Regions from separate parts of the Homo sapiens genome. Here region 1 is linked to region 2. The links are chromatin contacts, found by Hi-C or POLR2A ChIA-PET in ENCODE. All regions are on one chromosome and are shown on one strand. The core of a region is the stretch at or near the end of the contact, and the rest is flanking DNA. Distances in the headings are between cores, read along the strand shown.

Region 1 (3,332 bases), core at 148-2,647, 57 kb after region 2:
CAGAGAAGAATAAATGCCTAGTGGATAAGAAAGAAAAAGAAAAAAAGCTACGGGGTGAGGACAACTCGAGATTAGAGATTACTTGAACAGAAGGCAACTCAGAAAAGTATCTGGCAAAAAGTATCTGAAGATGTGAGAAAAAGGATGCAACATAGAATGCAGATAGCCTGTGGAATTCAAAGATGTCAGAGAAGGTCACGCTAAGACCAAGAGAGTGTGGGAAATAAGGAGAGGAAGGGTTTCCTGGAAGGGGTTGGGGCTCCTTTGGGATGCTGGAGAACAGGATGAAAGACAGGGAAGCTGAACTGCAGAACACAGTGCCTGGGAAAGTTTAGGGGAAAGAAAACAGGTGGGTGTGAAGCAGCACTGGGGCTGTCCAGGGGGAACAGTGGTGAAGTAGGGTTCAAGGCTAGAGGTGGGCAGACAGGCCCCCGAATCAGGATACCCCAAAGGAGTGGAATCTTATTCCTTCCCAGTGCTGTAGTCCCCTCTTCCGCCCTAGCCTAGGGGATCCTCTGTCGCCGGAGCCACTGGAACCCTAGGCCGTGCAGGGTAAGGCCGGGCCGCCCCCCAGCGGTCGGGCTCTGCGCTCGCGCCCCGGCTCGCCCAGCGCCAACTTTACAGATCCGCGTTCTCTCCCCCGAAGGCGGTCCCCCCTTCCGCCCCCCGCTCACCGAGGGCGCCGTCAGGCGGCTGATGCTCTCGCCCAGCGAGTCCAGGTTGACCCGCCTCCGGCGCTGCACCCTCCTGGCCCCGGCAGTGGCAGCGGCGGCGGCGGCAGAAGCAGCCGGGGTCGGGGCCGGGGCGGCGGCAGCGGCAGCTGCGGCCGGGCTGGGCTCCAGCGGCCCGGGCGGGCTCCGGCTGCCATTCCAGCAGAGCCTAGACAGGGGGCACTCCCCCTCCTCCTCCGGGCTGGTCTCCAGGTAGTCGGAGCCCAGGGAGCTGAAGGACTCGGACGAAATCTTCCTTCGAGACATGCTGCCGGCGGAGCTGCAGCGGCCGAGGCGGTGGCGGCGAGGACGCGAGCGGCGGCGGAGGCGGCGGTGGCGGGACCGGCAAGCGACAACGTTAAGCGCGTCGGGGCCGCGGGGCGCTGCGGTCGCGCCCGGCGGGGCGGGAGTCCCCGGGGCCGCGGAGCCCCCCGAGCCGGCTGCTCATGGCGGGAACTTGGGGCGCCGCCGCACCTTGGGGCCCGGGCTCGGCGGCGGCGCCGGGCTGGGCTGGGGGCCGCCGCCGCCTCTGCTGCTGCTCGCGCGGCGCCGCCTCAGCGCCCGCCTCGGCGCATCGCCGTGCGCCGCGCTCCCGCTCACGGGGAGGCTCCGAGAGTGTGTGACCGCGGTCGGCGGGGCGGGGAGGGCTGCGGCCCAAGCAGAAGGGGAGGCAGAGGCAGAGGCTTCTGCCGCCTGCGCGCCTATCTCGCCCCCTTTCCCTCTCTGCTCCCGCCTCTCTCCACTTGCTGCCCTGCCTCCCTCCTTCTCCCTTTATCCCCCCGCCCCCCCCCATGCTCTCCCTCCGCGGGAATCACGTGTCGCCATCATACTCATTGGGAGTCTCTGCCTCGCCTGTCGCCACGTTTCAGGAGCAACGAGGACACTTCGTTGCTGTCCTCTGCGCGCCCTCCCTGCTCCGAGGAGGTGCGCACAGGAGCTCGGGTCGGACTGAGGGCCCCAACCCCAAACGCCTTATCCTCGGCCCTCGGGAGCAGATGGGTCCCGGCGGCGCTGGTGGGGAGAAGGGCTCGGGGCTGGGGGGCGAGAGGCCTCCCCCTGGAGCCACCTTGGGGAAACCTGACAGTGTGAAGTGGGGGTTAGGGTCCATGTTGTCCTTTCTCCGAGTTTATTTAGGAAGTTCCGAGGCAAAAGGGAAAGGCCAAGCGTCCAGCCAGCCCACTCCAGAGGAGACGCTTTCAGGGGAAGGGAAGGACAGGGGCAACATTTTGGCGCCCATCCTGCTGGAGCAGCTCCTGGGGACTTGTGTTCCCCGCCTCGTGCGAGGCCGTGTGGGCGCGGAGCGAGCCCAGAAAGGGGCGGCAGTGAGGACAGCGTCTGCTCTGACAAGACAGCACTGTTGCTGAGCCTCAGCCGGGCGGGGTGCGCGGGGCTCCCGGCTCCGCTGGCTCCTCACTAGTGCTGGACAGCTCCGCTTGCCACCTATAGCCGCCTTTGCAGGCGTTGAGAACTGGAGAACAGTTCCTCCTCAAACGACCTAGCACCTGGCCCGGGGGAAACCGGGGAATGATCCCACGTCCCTCATCCTCAGGGCTCTTTGCGCCAAATATGCGATCTGTTTGCACCTGACTGCAAATGCTGCTCAGAAAGCTAAGGGGAGTAGGGATAAATGCTTCTCGAACTGACTCGCCACAGCGCGAGCATGTCTTGCCGCGAGTTTTCAGCTGTGCGGCTTCATTCCAAAGCTTATCTCTTTGCAAACCAGTCCTTCCAGCGCCTGACCCCACTGCCCCTTGCCTTAGCCCCAGAAAACTCTCATACTGGTTCTGAGGATAGAGTAAGAGATGGGAAGAAGGGGCAAATGACAGTATCCCGAAAGGGGTTCCAGGCTGTACTTCCCCCTGCAATGAAGTGGATGAGCACCCTCCCCAGCTCACCCGATCTGCGGAGAGAAAAGTTTAGGGGCTCTGGCTTTAGTTTCCCAGTGAAACCGAAGCCAAAGCGTTTTTTTAATTAAAGAACTGGTCCTTCCAGGTGAAGGCAGATGGGTTTTTGTGGACTGTGTTTATTTAAAAAGCAAAACAAAACCAAACCACAAAACCTGTGCTGTACCCCCACCACAATTTGCTTTTAACTTCAAATCTTCCCAAGTGTTTGTTAGGGCTTAAATATAAATGCTATTTGAGGTTTCATTTGGAAAAATCCACTCAAACTGGTTCAGAGACATACCTTTTTCCCCAGATCTTAAATGGGCTTTAAAGATAGAAAAGTGTGTACTATCACTCAGACACTCCCCCTTCAAATTATATATATATATATATATATATATATATGTGTGTGTATATATATGTATATGTATATACATATACATATGAGAAAGAATATATATAATATATATTCTTATATATATGTATTCTTTCTCATCCTGAGGAAGTTTCTTTTAAAATAATAATTGTTACAATTATTATTTAAACTGTTGTGCATCTACTATTGATTTCCCCATTACTTCAATTAATTCTATGTGCATTTGTGTCCATTGAAAATTAGACTCAAATTACACTTTTAATCATAAAAAATCATCAGTTTTGCTAAAAAAGTTTCACTAGCCCCTTTTTCTAAATTATAATGAAAATTACATTATTCTAACTTTGGGGTAATTGTTTA
Region 2 (3,206 bases), core at 237-2,736:
ATGGCTTCTGCAAGAGCAATTCAATTTTTCCCTCTGCCCCATCTACTTTCTTTACATTCTCACAGGGAAACAGTCTGGTAAAACTCCTCAGCTGCAAACATGTACTTACTACCTTTCATGAGAATGACCCAAAAGGCAGAGCTGAGAACCACAAAGGATCATTCTCAGGCCTTGAAACCTAATGAAGTTTGCCTGGTGGGATCACTGATCCTGAGCACACTGCCCAGGAGCCTGTCTGAGTGCAAATCTCCATGTTGGAGTCTGTTTCCTGGGGAACTAGAGCTACAGCAACATCGCAAACATTTTCCCATGCTGTAGCATAATCTTTCCACATAGTTCTCATTTAAGTGGCTGCTTAAAATTCTTCTAAGCAGAGCTATCATATTTTAACTGACTCTTTCCTTATAGTTGGACTGTTGGTTGTTGCCAATATTTTGTCTTTTTATAGGAGCATTCAATAAACAGCACTAAGCTGTTATTTCATGTTTTTTCTTGTTTTGAATTTTTTTTTTAAATCTCAGGTATGGGCAATTACTAAGATAAAGATATGAAGGATTTCAGTCTATTGTTCTTAAGAATTTATATAGTACTATAAGCCATAAGTCCAAGTGTAAGATATATTACCAGGAACACTAAGGAATTAGAACAGATTATTTTCTGTATTGTTGTGTTTTTGATCCAAGACTCAGCACAGGATGCCTGAGAAGCCCAAAATAAAAGGAGAACAGAGTAGTCTGCTATTAATTTGTGCAGCACTCTACTGTACTTGGCTGAGTAAATCAGTACCTACACAATGCCAGCATCTAGAGAGCAATAAATATTTGTTGAATAGATATTTGAATGAATAAATGCATATTCAGGTTCCTTTACATTTTAATTTAAATTCAAGAGGGCTCATTAATGGGGAAATGTAGATAATGTAGAAAATACGGACTGGATACTGGTAAGCCTTTGGTTTTAAGTTCTTAAATCATCACCATTCCAAAGCAAAAATGATGGTGGTAACAGCGGTAGTGCACGTGAGTATGTTAAATCCTCTTTTCTACAGAAGCTAGCACAGAAGGGACTAAAAAGAAGAGTTAAGGAAGAACAAAGTAACAGCCAACACAAGCACCAAGTCAACTAGATAACAACAGACCAATTTTCTAATTATCTCACCAGGACACATACCACAATTTCATGGAAAGGAGTGCCAGAGATTAGACGATATTAGTGAAAATCCAAACCTTTAAATTTGGGGAACAGTGAGGAAGGAAGGATGCTAAGTGGAACAAAATTTATCTAGTGAGATGCACTGGCATATCCTGCAGACACAGCATAAGAACCATTCCCTGTGCTCATTTTTTATAATGCACCAACAAGAATCACATCTCAGATTAGACTAGTCTCTTCAATGCATTGTGAGCACACCTTGCTCATTCCAACTTGTGTCCTGCCACTCACCCTCCTGAAATGCCCAAAGGAGAGCAGCCCCCACTGCAGAGTCATAAACAAACAAAGGCACTCCACTTCTTAGAGAACGAAGGCAAGAAAAATATGTGACATAGGAATGTTAAAAACACAAGCAGAAGCAGGAAGAAAACAGCACCAGAGACTTAGTTTATTCTTATAAATAGCTTAATAGGTAGACTTAGGGCTGTCTGAGCTAAAAGAGATATAAAACAAAGATGTCTGAATGTGGATCTTTTATTTTTTCCCATAAACTTTTAAGATTCCCTCAACACTATTTAATTCCTAAGGAAAACAGAAGGTTATATGAAAGATCTTTCTCAATATTTGAAAGCAAACAAAAATGCATTATCCAAAAGGTCAACCGAATCTAGTACTTGGCAGGAAAAAGATATTACAAAGCTATAAGATCTTGAATTCACACATGATGAAAGATGCCACATTCCTTTCAAAATGCTTCTTAAGTGTGCTTCAAAAAAGAGTCACAATTAAAGAAGCAAGCTGACTTTTCTCTTCTCAGCACATTCCTAGCCTTGCCAGTATATTATTGCTATTTCCTTTCTAGCTTGCAGAAGAATGTCAAAGGTCTACATAGTTTGTTTTTTTTCTATCCCACTAACAGTGAATCAGTTGGCTTGGTGCCCTAGAAGTCAAATAGATATTTGAGAAATTTTTCAGCCTTGTGACTATGGTAACCTTGTTCTAAGTAGAAATCTCCCAATGTAGGCAATCTTCATTTTAAACAACTGGACTATAGACTTCAATTCTGCTGTCTGTAGAGCTGACTACTAACATCCCTGTTTCACTACTCAGAACTATCCAAACAAAGACTTAGACAAATAAGAATAAAGTTAAGTCCAATAAAGTTCCTATGTGGAGATACCAAGATTTACTCCATCCCACAAATCCCTCCTATTTTCCCAACATTTATACTAAGGTGAGAGCAGGAACAATGGTCAGTGAATACCACTGTTACTTGAATTTTTGCCTCCTATTAACAGGACTAGATTCATTCTATTATTTAGTTGAAAATTTTGTTCCCAAAGGATCAGGACTATGAGGTCCATGACAGCATGAAAATGTGTATATGGGGCTGGGTGTGGTGGCTCACGCCTGTAATCCCAGCACTTTGGGAGGCCAAGGCAGGTGGATCATGAGGTCAGGAGATCGAGACCATCCTGGCTAACATGGTGAAACCCCATCTCCACTTAAAAAAAAAAAAAATACAAATATTTTTGTGGTAGCATGTGCCTGTAGTCCCACCTACTTGGGAGGCTGAGGCAGGAGAATCGCTTAAACCCGGGAGGCAGAGGTTGCAGTGAGCTGAGATCATGCCACAGCACTCCAGCCTGGGCAACAGAGCAAGACTCCATCTCAAAAAAAAAAAAAAACTAGAAATGAAAGTCTGTATATGAGTGTGTGCAGGAATTGTGGGAGTAGGTGGGGGGAGTTAAATCACATAGACAGAATACCTGATTATGTCCTGCATATGTTTGCTTAAAATTTTTAATTTCAAATAAATTTGAAATGTGAGAATAATTTACATAAGCCTCAGTATTTTTATGCAACAATTAAAGTTTTAAGGAATTATATATATTTATATATATATATAAAATATATATACACATATATGTATAATCTGAAATGAACACCATTTTTGAAACTGATCTTTTGTCTATTCCAACAAAAAGGGAAATGAATATCCATCATGTGCTTATGCTCTGACCTGTTATTAATTTAAAAATATAGGCAGTGGT

The links. Hi-C counts contacts between places; a loop is a spot of excess contacts on that map. ChIA-PET counts read pairs that join two places held with the same protein, here RNA polymerase II (POLR2A). Pooled maps may share reads with other maps.
Region 1: a map of chondrocyte shows a loop between it and region 2 (2.1-fold over the local background). The contact joins the promoter of GUCY1A2 here to the enhancer-like site in region 2. A Hi-C loop is called at or near these places in 3 of 168 maps with a recorded cell type or tissue (chondrocyte, heart right ventricle and prostate gland) and 1 of 50 pooled maps. POLR2A ChIA-PET finds 5 or more read pairs at or near these places in 1 of 52 experiments (WTC11).

What each region holds. Positions count from the first base shown.
Region 1 is chr11:107,017,079-107,020,410 of GRCh38, forward strand. It overlaps GUCY1A2 (guanylate cyclase 1 soluble subunit alpha 2), which reads right to left and starts at 1,398. Exons shown (of 8, transcript NM_000855.3): 1 at 675-1,398. The coding sequence starts at 977. RefSeq lists a silencer at 792-921.
Region 2 is chr11:106,959,730-106,962,935 of GRCh38, forward strand. All of the region lies in intron 3 of GUCY1A2 (guanylate cyclase 1 soluble subunit alpha 2), which reads right to left. Among named protein-coding and RNA genes, the nearest start is that of GUCY1A2, 57 kb to the right of the region's middle. Within about 2 kb of position 1,487, at least 3 of the 41 ENCODE cell types and tissues checked have a DNase peak (open chromatin) inside an H3K27ac peak, as active enhancers do.